Linked DNA regions of Homo sapiens: region 1 is linked to region 2. The links are chromatin loops, found by intact Hi-C in ENCODE. Cell type or tissue: Calu3. All regions are shown on one strand. Each heading gives the region's core, and the rest is flanking DNA. Links, peaks and the distances in the headings are about the cores only. Region 1 has its middle 36 kb from the start of TIAM2. Region 2 overlaps TIAM2 (TIAM Rac1 associated GEF 2).

The links. Peaks named below come from ENCODE experiments on the same cell type or tissue, not always from the same donor. Only the 100,000 strongest peaks of a DNase experiment are listed, where the experiment ranks them.
Region 1: a loop joins it to region 2, with 2.5 times the contacts of the local background. A loop is called at or near these places in 1 of 110 quality-filtered maps.

What each region holds. Positions count from the first base shown.
Region 1 is chr6:154,957,112-154,962,490 of GRCh38, reverse strand. No RefSeq gene overlaps it. Among named protein-coding and RNA genes, the nearest start is that of TIAM2, 36 kb to the left of the region's middle. In Calu3, for the core only: no CTCF peak of the experiment used is centred there; DNase peaks (open chromatin) are centred at 590 and 1,960.
Region 2 is chr6:155,082,545-155,087,923 of GRCh38, reverse strand. All of the region lies in intron 1 of TIAM2 (TIAM Rac1 associated GEF 2), which reads right to left. Among named protein-coding and RNA genes, the nearest start is that of TIAM2, 90 kb to the right of the region's middle. In Calu3, for the core only: no CTCF peak of the experiment used is centred there; a DNase peak (open chromatin) is centred at 2,133.

The sequences.
Region 1 (5,379 bases), core at 71-5,070, 130 kb after region 2:
GGGTTTCACCATGTTGGCCAGGCTGGTCTCGAACTCCTGACCTCGTGATCCGCCCACCTCAGCCTCCCAAAGTGCTGGGATTACAGGCGTGAGCTACCGCGCCCGGCCTTCTTTCTTTCTTCCTCCCTCTCTCCTTCTACCCTGCCCTCCCTCCTTTCTTCCTTTTCTTTCCTTCTTTCTTCCTTTTTCTGTGGGCCTCTTGTAAGAATAACAGGATCGACAATCTCAAACAAATATTTAGCTAGCAAAGCTTTCTGTGGATAGCTTTGGTCTTCTCTCAAGTCTGTCACTGTCTCAAACTTGGCCCTTTGCAATCAATGTAAGAGATGCAGGTAAGTTATTTTAAAAAGCATAAAGAAACAAATAGAAACTTCAATAATGAACCCTCGCTAAGATAGCTGCACTTAACCGTTAATCTGAAAAGCATCACCCGACCCGATGGGAACCTGCAGAGAGTGTGACCTGCCACCCACAGTATCAGGTATTAGCCTCAGCCACCAAGATAATCTTGGTTCAGGACATTGAGCCATCATTATACTTGAAATATATGCTATGGAATGACTTTTGGACTCTGAACACAATTATAACATTCACCAAGTCTGACGAGTTTACCACAAGAAAAACATGTAGTTTAAATATTAAACAACTCAGGCCAGGCACGGTGGCTCATGCCTATAATCCCAGCACTTTGGGAGGCCAAGGCAGGCAGATCACCTGAGGTCAGGAGTTCAAGACCAGCCTGACAAACATGGTGAAACCCCGTCTCTACTAAAAATACAAAACTTGGCCAGGCATGGTGGCTAACACCTGTAATCCCAGCTACTCAGGAGGCTGAGGTAGGAGAATCACTTGAACCTGGGAGGCAGAGGTTGCAGTGAGCCGAGATGGTGCCATTGCACTCCAGCCTGGGCGAAAAGAACGAAACTCTGTCTCAAAAAAAAAAAAAAAGGAAAAAAAATTAAACAACTCAATTTCTTGGATAATCCCCTCCTGAAGTATACCTAGAAATTCACTTGCAATCTGCAACCATTCATTTCACAAACGAGAGTGTGTTTCTGTTAAGGGGTCTCAAAGGTTATTCACCCCAGTAACAATATGGTCCCGTGGAAGCACCTTGAAGAACTGGATGGCTGCACTCCAGCCACAGAGCCATAAAGATTAAAGTCCAGGAAGTGAGTTGATATCTCCATTTTAGTGTGCTGTTTTCAAATTCCCAGGTCAGCATTTGCTGGTGAGTTTCAAAGGAGAATTCAAGAAGATTTGGAAGAAGCTCCAGGCTTGCTGCCTCTTGACTGTTTCAGAGTCATTCTGCTCCTGAGTGTCCAACATCTCCAATCATCCTCAGTGTCCCCATGCTGCCATCTGTGAATAAGCGCATTGATCTGTGGTAGGTAAATGCCAAGCACTCAATCCAGGAAATTGTCATCTGAATGATTTACACACATGCCCTGAGCCCCATCGGGCACTAAAGAGATGGATGCTTTGCGAGTAAATCTTGCATGCATTAACATTAATTTAAAATAATCCGAGTTGGCAGTCAAAAGCATACTTTTCAATAAGCAGCCAACTTTTCTTCTATTAAATCTTTAGGAGAATATATTACCAACTTCTGGGAAATAGTATTTGCAAGAAGCTGAGCTTGAGTAGGTTTAAGAATTTAGCAGTGTTAAGCTGCCTGCCACAAACGTGTGAAGTCCACCTGTATACGTGTGATCAGCACATCAGACTGTGTCAGAGCTTCCGTGGCCCCCACAGCTGTCTCTGTCCAAACACAACCACCAAGAGGGCTCAGGCCGCTCTGATGATGGTGCTGTCCTGAGAGGGGGACTGAGGAGCACTGCAGGGACAGAGGACAGGTTCAAAGTCTATGCAGAAGAAACCTGGACTGTGTGCTCTTGGAGATCGGAATCCAGTGAAGCGATTAGATGGCATGAGTGAGAGTGTCAAGTAACAGCGGGTGGCCAGGTGCCAAAAGATTGGACAGAGCTGTGAGGAAGGAGACAGCAACGTGATGGCGTGAACAGGGAAGGTGGGACGGAGGTGACCTAGGCTCACCCTGAGCCAGGCAGAGGCCCAGGACCTGGAGAGGACAGGCGGGGCATTGAAGGGAGCAAAGGCTGGAACAGAAGTCATGATGGGATGTGGAGCTCCCTGAAGGTCAGCTGGGACTGCCTGTTCTCTACTGGAAAGCCCGGAGACCAGAGGTCTCAGAAGAAGGGAGGAGAAGAAGCCAGTGTTTTATAGGGATGAGCACAGAGGCTGGGCTCTGTAGGAAGGAGGAGCGCCAGCCTGGCAGTGGACAAAGCCTTCGGGATGCTGCTGACCTCTGGGTCCCTGGGCTCGCTGATGGGGGGGCCCTCTCAGCTCTGCTTAAGGTCACCCACTGGGATATGAGAAGAAGATATCAGAATTTTGATTTGGGCCAGGTGTGGTGGCTCATGCCTCTAATCCCAGCACTTTGGGAGGCCGAGGTGGGCAGATCACTTCAGGTCAGGAGTTCGAGACCAGCCTGGCCAACATGGTAAAACCCTATCTCTACTAAAAATACAAAAATTAGCCAGGTGTGGTGGCATGAGCCTGTAGCCCCAGCTACTCGGAGGCTGAGGCAGGAGAATCACCTGAGCCTCGGAGGCGGAGGTTGCAGTGAGCTGAGTTTGCACCACTGTACTCTAGCCTTGGTGACAGAGAGAGGCTCGGTCTCAAAAAAAAAAAAAAAAAAGAATTTTGATTTGTTTTTACTTTTAAAAATCTCAACTTTTTGAGTTTCTATTTTACATATTTATTAGGTGGATGTAAAAGTGATTGCCATTTTTGCCATTACTTTCAATGGTAAAAACTGCAATTACTCTTGGAGCAACCTAATAAATGAACACATTAGTTTAAGAGAAAGCGTATGTGAGGCTGGGTATGGTGGCTCACGCCTGTAATCCCAGCACTTTTGGGGGCCGAGGTGGGCAGATCACTTGAGGTCAGGAGTTCGAGACCAGCCTGGCCAACATGGTGAAACCCTGTCTCTACTAAAAATACAAACAAACAAACAAACAAATTAGCTGGGCGTGGTGGTGTGTGCTTGTAGTCCCAGCTACTCAGGAGGCTGAGGCCGGATAATTGCTTGAACCCAGGAGGCGGAGGTTGCAGTGAGCTGAGATCATGCCACCGCACTCCAGCCTAGGTGATAGAACTAGATTCCGTCTCAAAAAAAAAAAAATATATATATATATATAATATGTAAACAATCAAAAATTGGGAGAGTGGAATATCTCTCAAATAAACTTTAAAAACTGGGGGAGCACATGCAAACATATTTAGTTAATGTTCATGAACAGAATAGTCTGGGGGAAAATACTCTGCATGTAGGGGCCTGAACTAACAATGCTAGCCGGTGAAGGGGTGAGAGCTACGAGAGGAAAAAGAAACTCCGTGAGCCCGGGGGTGCAGGAAATGGAAGGAAGCGTGGTATGAACCCCATCTCTCGGGCATTTCATCTGGGAAATCAGGAGGGATATCCCTACCCCTGTCAGAGATGAGGATGGCGGGAGTTGATCCCACAAGACAGGTCGGAGACCCCAGGACCAATGACCCCTGTGGAGGGCCCTCCAAACCAGAAGGGAAAATGTCAGAGAGGTGAAAGAAAAAATGGGAAATTCAGCATCCCAGAGGTCGAGGGAAGAGAGACCTTCAAGGGGACAGGGTGGGCAGCAGGATGAAGGAGCTCAGAGGGAATGATCCCGAGAGACGCCTCTTGGAATTCCACGAGAAAGTCACTGAAGACTTTTCATAAACGGCTTCAGCAGAGGGAAGAGTGTGGAGGCTGGACCGCAGGGGGTTAAGAAGGGAACAAGTGGAGAGGAAATGAAGGTACAAGGTCGTGTTTAGTTTTCAACTATTAAAATGTCAGTGTCAAAGTCAGAACTGTAGGGGTGGAAGGGTGTAATGTGAAGCTTTTTCTTTCATCTGGGACCCCAGAGGAATTCCCCATTACTATTTTAACAGTGGTAAGTGGTAGCTGTGGCTAGGGCAGTGGGACACAGTGTGGGAAATGGTGAGGCCATAAAGTGCCCCGTCCTGTCCCAGAACCCTCCAGATGGCTCAGGTTTGGTCTGTGAGTTTATGTAGTAGAGAATATACAAGAGCTTGGGCCAGGTGCGGTGGCTCATGCCCGTAATCCCAGCATTTTGGGAGGCTGAGGCAGGTGGATCACGAGGTCAGGAGTTAAAGACCAGCCTGGCCAACATGATGAAACCCCGTCTCTACGAAAAATATAAAAAGTTAACCGGGTGTGGTGGCATGCACCTGTAATCCTACCCACTCAGGAGGCTGAGGCAGAAGAATTGCTTGAACCCGGGAGGCGGAGGGTGCAGTGAGCCGAGATCACGCCACTGCCCTCCAGCCTGGGCGACAGAGTGAGACTTAATCTAATAATAATAATAATAATATAAGAAGAGCTCTAATTTTATAAAGGCAGAAAGGAATACTTAATTCTCAAATCCATACATGATTAGAAGTCTGAAAACTTTTCCCAAATATCATATCCTATTTGATACTTTAATGTCAGAAGATCTGAATAGAAATAAGTGGTAGGAAGAAGTGTTAATTATTTGCCATCAGTATCAGACTCTCATCCACAAGCAGTTGGACATCTGGTCCCTCTCAGGTGAGATGTCTGCAGAAGTGACCAAGGTTTTTGACTCTTCTGATGGGTCTCTGGAAACCTGGGAGACACCACTCCAGTATTTTGGCTTTACCCAGGTACGAAATTGTTTATTATGCATTTGACAAGTGGGAAAATAGGTTCAAAGCCAGATGTGAGAACTAATTAATGCTTATAAAATTATTTGAGAGCTACAGATGAAAGGAGTGATTTAAGTGCAGAATATTATCGTCTGCTAACGATGGAGTGCACTGAACTAACCAGATTCTCCCAGAGAATAACCTATATCCTAGGAATAAAATCAGGAATTTGTTTGTTTGGTTGGGTGTTTTTTTTGTTGTTTCTTTCTTTTTTTTTTTTTTTCAGATAGGGTCTCGCTCTGTCACCTAGGCTGGAATGCAGTGGCACGATCACGGCTCACTGTAGTCTCTGCCTCTTGGGTTTATAAGATCCTCCCGCCTCAGCTTTCCAAGCAGCTGGGACTACAGGTACGTGCCACCATGCTTGGCTAATTTTTGTATTTTTTGTAGAGACAAGTTCCCACTATGATGCCCAGGCTGGTCTCAAACTCCTAAGCTCAAGTGACCTGCCCAACTCAGCCTCCTAAAGTGCTGGGATTACACGTGCGAGCCACTGTGCTCAGCCAAGTCAGTAATTTTGGAAGCTGCATTACACATTTTAGGTGAAAAGCAATAATTACTGATAATTATTCAGTAGCTGTTCTTTCC
Region 2 (5,379 bases), core at 106-5,105:
GGTAGTGTGATTTGACCAAGGCGACATAATTAGTTCAGAGATTTGTTATATCTGGTCAAGAATGCCTACCTTATAGAATACATTCCATATTTACTTAAAACTTTTAAATTTGCTTTGTCATTAACCCAGTATGGACAAATTTTTTATTTATTTTATTTTATTTATTTCATTTTTTGAGATGGAGTCTCACTCTGTCACCCAGGCTGGAGTGTAATGGCGCGATCTCAGCTCACTGCAACCTCCGCCTCCCGAGTTCAAGCAATTCTCCTGCCTCAGCCTCCCAAGCAGCTGGAATTACAGGCACCCACCACCACGCCTGGCTAATTTTTGTATTTGTAGTAGAGACAGGGTTTCACCATGTTGGCCAGGCTGGTCTCGAACTCCTGAGCTCAAGTGATCCACCTGCGTCAGCCTCCCAAAGTGCTGGAATTACAGGCGTGAGCCACTGCACCCAGCCGAAAAAAATATTTTCAAATGATAAGAAAAGAATACTGAATCAAGCTTCACTAGGCTCTGTCTAAATACATCATACTGACAATCTTTAAAAACCAAGACTTGTAATATTTTACTGATGGCCTCATAAATGATTTACTAACTGAAAACTATAAAATATAAGATCTGCCATATTTTAATGTTTCCAATGATAATAATGTTGGATCTCAAGCATCTGTTACATAACAGAACTTTCCACATGTTCATTCCAAATACCATGTGATTTCATGTTTTTTGGTTTCTATGCCTTTGCATATACTGTTCTCTACAGGGAACACCTCCCTGGAGAACTCCTAATTGCCCCTCAAGACCCAGCTTAAGTGTCTCTTCCTCTGATCACCTACCATCATACCCCGAACCTCACAGGGTTATTGCTCCCTCCTTCACCTCACCACTCTTTCTGATATAGGCAATTGCCTCGCAATTATTTCTTTTTCACTCATTTGTCTCCTTTACTAGAACTCACTTACCTTTCCCCTTTACTAGAACTGCTTTGAAAGTGAAGTACTTTGTTTCCCTGGTGCCTGACACAATTCCTTACTCATGGGTGCTTAATAAATGTGTTCATGAAATAACTGATTCGTCAAATTGCTAATACAACGTGATTAATATGTGGCTTGGCTTGCTTTTCCATCATATCGCCATAACTTGAGTTAAAGAGGAAGCTGCAGCTTAACTACTGGTCATTTTGGTGGTTTTTGTTGGGGTTTTTTTTTTTTTTTTCCAAGATGGAGCCTCACTCTGTTGCCCAGGCTGGAGTACAGTGGCGCGATCTCAGCTCACTGCAACCTCTGCCTCCTAGGTTCAAGCAATTCTCCCGCCTCAGCCTCCTGAGTAGCCGGGATTACAGGTGCACGCCACCACACTTGTCTAATTTTTGTATTTTTAGTAGAGATGGGGTTTTGCCATGTTGGTCAGGCTGGTCTCGAACTCCTGACCTCAGGTGATCCACCCGCCTCAGCCTTCCAAAGTGCTGGGATTACAGGTGTAAGTCGCCGTGCCCGGCCAACTACAGGTCATTTTGGATGGAAATGATTTTAAGCAGGATTATAGAATATTTAAGCTTAGAGCACATTGACTTCATCCCTGTTCACTTTGCAGATGAAGAAAGTGAAGTCCAGTAAAGATCAAGTAGACCTCTCATGTAGACAGCGGGAAAGAGCTAAGACTAGAACTCAGATCTCCAAACAGCTACAACAGCTCTGTTTCCAGCAATGACAAGTTACTGGTTCCAAGAATGCTCTTCCTTGGATCTCAGCGCCTTCCTCAGGACCCTCTCTGCGTTCCTCACATGCTCCAGTGCCACGTGAACAATGAAGCTTCCCTGAGCTGGACTGCAATCCAGCAAGTGGCTATTCTTTCAACAGTGGAGACTGGGCTTCGCTGCCAGGGAAAGTCCCATTTTAAGGGAGAATTTGCAGTGGGCCGGGACTGCAATATCTTGTGACCACAGAAAGATCAAACAGGGCACCTTGAGTATGTGAGTCTATGAGATCCAAGGTGGTGCTAGGTAAACTATATCTATAATAAAACTCAAGCAATGCTATGCTTTTGCTTACACAAAGAGTGCTTGTATCTCTCACAGCACATAGGTGCCACGTGTGGACAGAGTCATCAATCAAGACTGATGGCTCATGCTTTTATCAGCATGAAAACCAGCCAGTCCCGCAGCCTTGGAGCTGCCTGTTTGCACCATGACATCAGTGTAATTTTAATTTAACATGAACACACCTTACATTCTTTTCCCTTGAGCTTTGTGATGAAAAGTGGTTTTATTTTTACAGTGCTAGGGATTCTGCCCCATGTCCTACTCGAAAGCTGAATATAATCCAGACCTTCAACTACATCACAAAGTTGTTTTTTTTTTTAATGGCCACATCTAAGAAATACTACATGATTAGTCAATCTAGAAGCCTACTGCCAAGGACTGGGTGAAGTTCAGAGTGCCCAGAGTTTATAAAACTTTCATTGTCAGGTGAACCAGTGTGCAAGCCCACAGTACGCAGCACAACTGTCAATGCAGGTCAATGAGAAAAGGTGGGGAAGGAAAGAGAAAGTTACTACTTACCCTGTGCCCTTCAAACATGCCTCCCACCTCTACGTAAGTAGAATGCATTTGTTACTAAAAATTTTCTCTCAAATTCATGCCTTCTTCAAATTGTATCTTCTTTGTAGCCACCATCTCCCTGAATTTAAAACATGTTTTAAAGTTGCTGGGTTTACTTTAGCCTCGTTATCAGCTAGGCAGCTTATCAATTCAGAGATTCGACTCAATGTTTGTAAGAAAACAATACAGAAAGTGGGATGTTTTCCAGGACTGGGAGTGAGAAATGTAACTCCCATCTCCCTTAACCCCTCCTGTGACCCAGGTTTGTAGGATCTAACTGGGCCCTCCAGAGTCTCCATTTACAGGTGGATTACTTATTATCTCATCACTCAGGGCCCGTAGAGATTTCAGACATAATGAACAAACCATTCTGTGACTCTTATTCCAAGGCATTAGGTAAGACTACATCATAATGTGGTATGCCTTAAATAACAATTTTCACCAGCCTCCCACGTCCACACTAATGCACTGTTCCTGCACAAAGAACTAATGGAATCAGATGCTGCACTCAACAAAGGAAAACTGTAGAGTTACCCAGTAGACTATAGAATGGGAGAGAAGCTGCCATTCATGACAAAGGGATGACTAATTACAATGAAAACAGCAAGTTTCAGTCTATCCTCCCCAAAGGACAGACTCCTATACACATGGAGCACAGTATTTACTGAGTACTGTAAGCCAAGTTACAAAAAGACCGTTGTTATTTATAAAACAGCCCATGTGAAACACCAAAAAAAATCAATGGCCAGCTAGAAGGAGAACAAGGTATACCCATTTTGTTCACTGCTCTCCCTAGGCTGGTGATCACATCAGTCAATCTGGCTCCTGTTTAGAGTAAGTCTTTCCTGGGAGTCCCACAAGGGTTCACGTATCCAGTGACAAAACTCAAGGATACAAAAGTTAGCACTATTTTTTAGTTAATGACATTCAATTCAAGAAGTATTTGTTGAATATCTATTCTGTTCAAGTCACTATGCTAAGTGCTGGAAATACGATGGTGACACAGCTTGCTTCTGATCTTGCCTGTACACAAGCAAGCCATTAGTCCCAACACGTGTGGTGGGGAACATGGTTGGGGGTGGGGGTAAGAGGCTGTGAAGTGGCTCCTACCCCACCAGAGTGGCCCCTATCCCTGTCTTCAAGTAAGACTCAAATACAAGAATAGTAACACTCACACCACAGAAATTACCTACATGCAGTGCCCCAGGTAGATCAGAATGGATCTTTCTCCACTAGGATCCTATTCGTGTTTTAAAACAGGTCAGTAAGTTCTCTGACACTCCTCTTAGGAAGGGGAGGTGGGCAGCCCTATGCCCCCTTCACCTCGATTCTGCTTCAACCTATATAGTACAGCCAACGTGACACTAGGATTTCCAGGGCTGGGCCAAAAAATGCCAGGAGGTTTATGCCTGGTTCTCTTGGTGCATTTGCCCTGAAGCCCTAAGGCTACATTTATCTGGTTTCGTATGTCATCTGTTGCCACATTGTCCAGCATATAAGACTTTACTTCTGGAAATACTATGCCATCCCTTGCCAAGACAAAAGAAATTGACTTAGCATTGGTATCTAAAAGCTGCCACTGAATTCTGGCTTCCAGACAGAGGGATGATCCTCATCCAGTTGACAGACAAAACTCACCAGGCAAAGTGACTTTCTTCATTAGGGAACAGCAATATAATAATTCCTCATCACTTCCAAATGAACCACACAATCCATGCCCCAAGAATTACACATATTTAGTATCTGGGGAGGCTTGTGCAATATTTACAACATGCACCATGTTTATGGCAGCAGGCTAGTCCTGTGGACAACAGGGGCAGACAATCACATTGCACATTAGAAATAAAGCTGCACGGGGCCAGGAAACCAGCTGTGTGGCCACAGCAGTAAATGCCTGCTTCCCTCTTCCTCCTTCCTATGAAATAAGTGTCTTGCCCATCTCTCTCTCTCTCTCTCTTTTTTTTTTTTTTTTTTTTGAGATAAAGTCTCACTCTGTTGCCCAGACTGGAGTGCACTGGCACGATCTTGGCTCACTGTAACCTCTGCCTCCAGGGTTCAAGTGATTCTCCTGCCTCGGCCTCCTGAGTAGCTGGCATTACAGGTGCACGCCACCATCCCCGGCTAATTTTTGTACTTTTAGTAGAGACAGGGGTTTCGCCATGTTCACCGAGCTGGTCTTGAACTCCTGACCTCAGGTGATCCACCTGTCTCGGTCTCCCAAAGCGCTGGGATTACAGGCATGAGCCACTGTGCCCGGCCCCACCTCTACTTCTTTTCCAGCCCTGTCAATCAATACTCAGAACCATCTCATCATCAGTCCTGGCAAAGAGAGATGAGGCGAGAGAAGAAAGAAGGAATAAGATTCATAAACAAATAGAAGAGAATGATTTTGGGGAGGGAGTGTTAAAAAGTAGCAGGGACTCTGGATTATCCCTTCCATATCCCTCACCATCTGTCAGAACCTCCCACCTAGTTAACTTCACCAATAAAAGCTCCAAGTATAGTAAGGCTCTCTCTCTACAATAGGCAAAATACCCTACTTTAACAGCTAAAGGAACTACCAAAAGACATGATATCTATCCATTCACTAAAGGAACAGCTTGCACTTCTACGATATTTATTTATTTATTTATTTATTTATTTATTTATTTATTTATTGGGGTTTTTTTGGGTTGAGATGGAGTTTTACTCTTGTTGCCCAGGCCGGAGTGCAATGGTACAATCTTGGCTCACTGCAACCTCCGCCTTCTGGGTTCAAGTGATTCTCCTGCCTTAGCCTC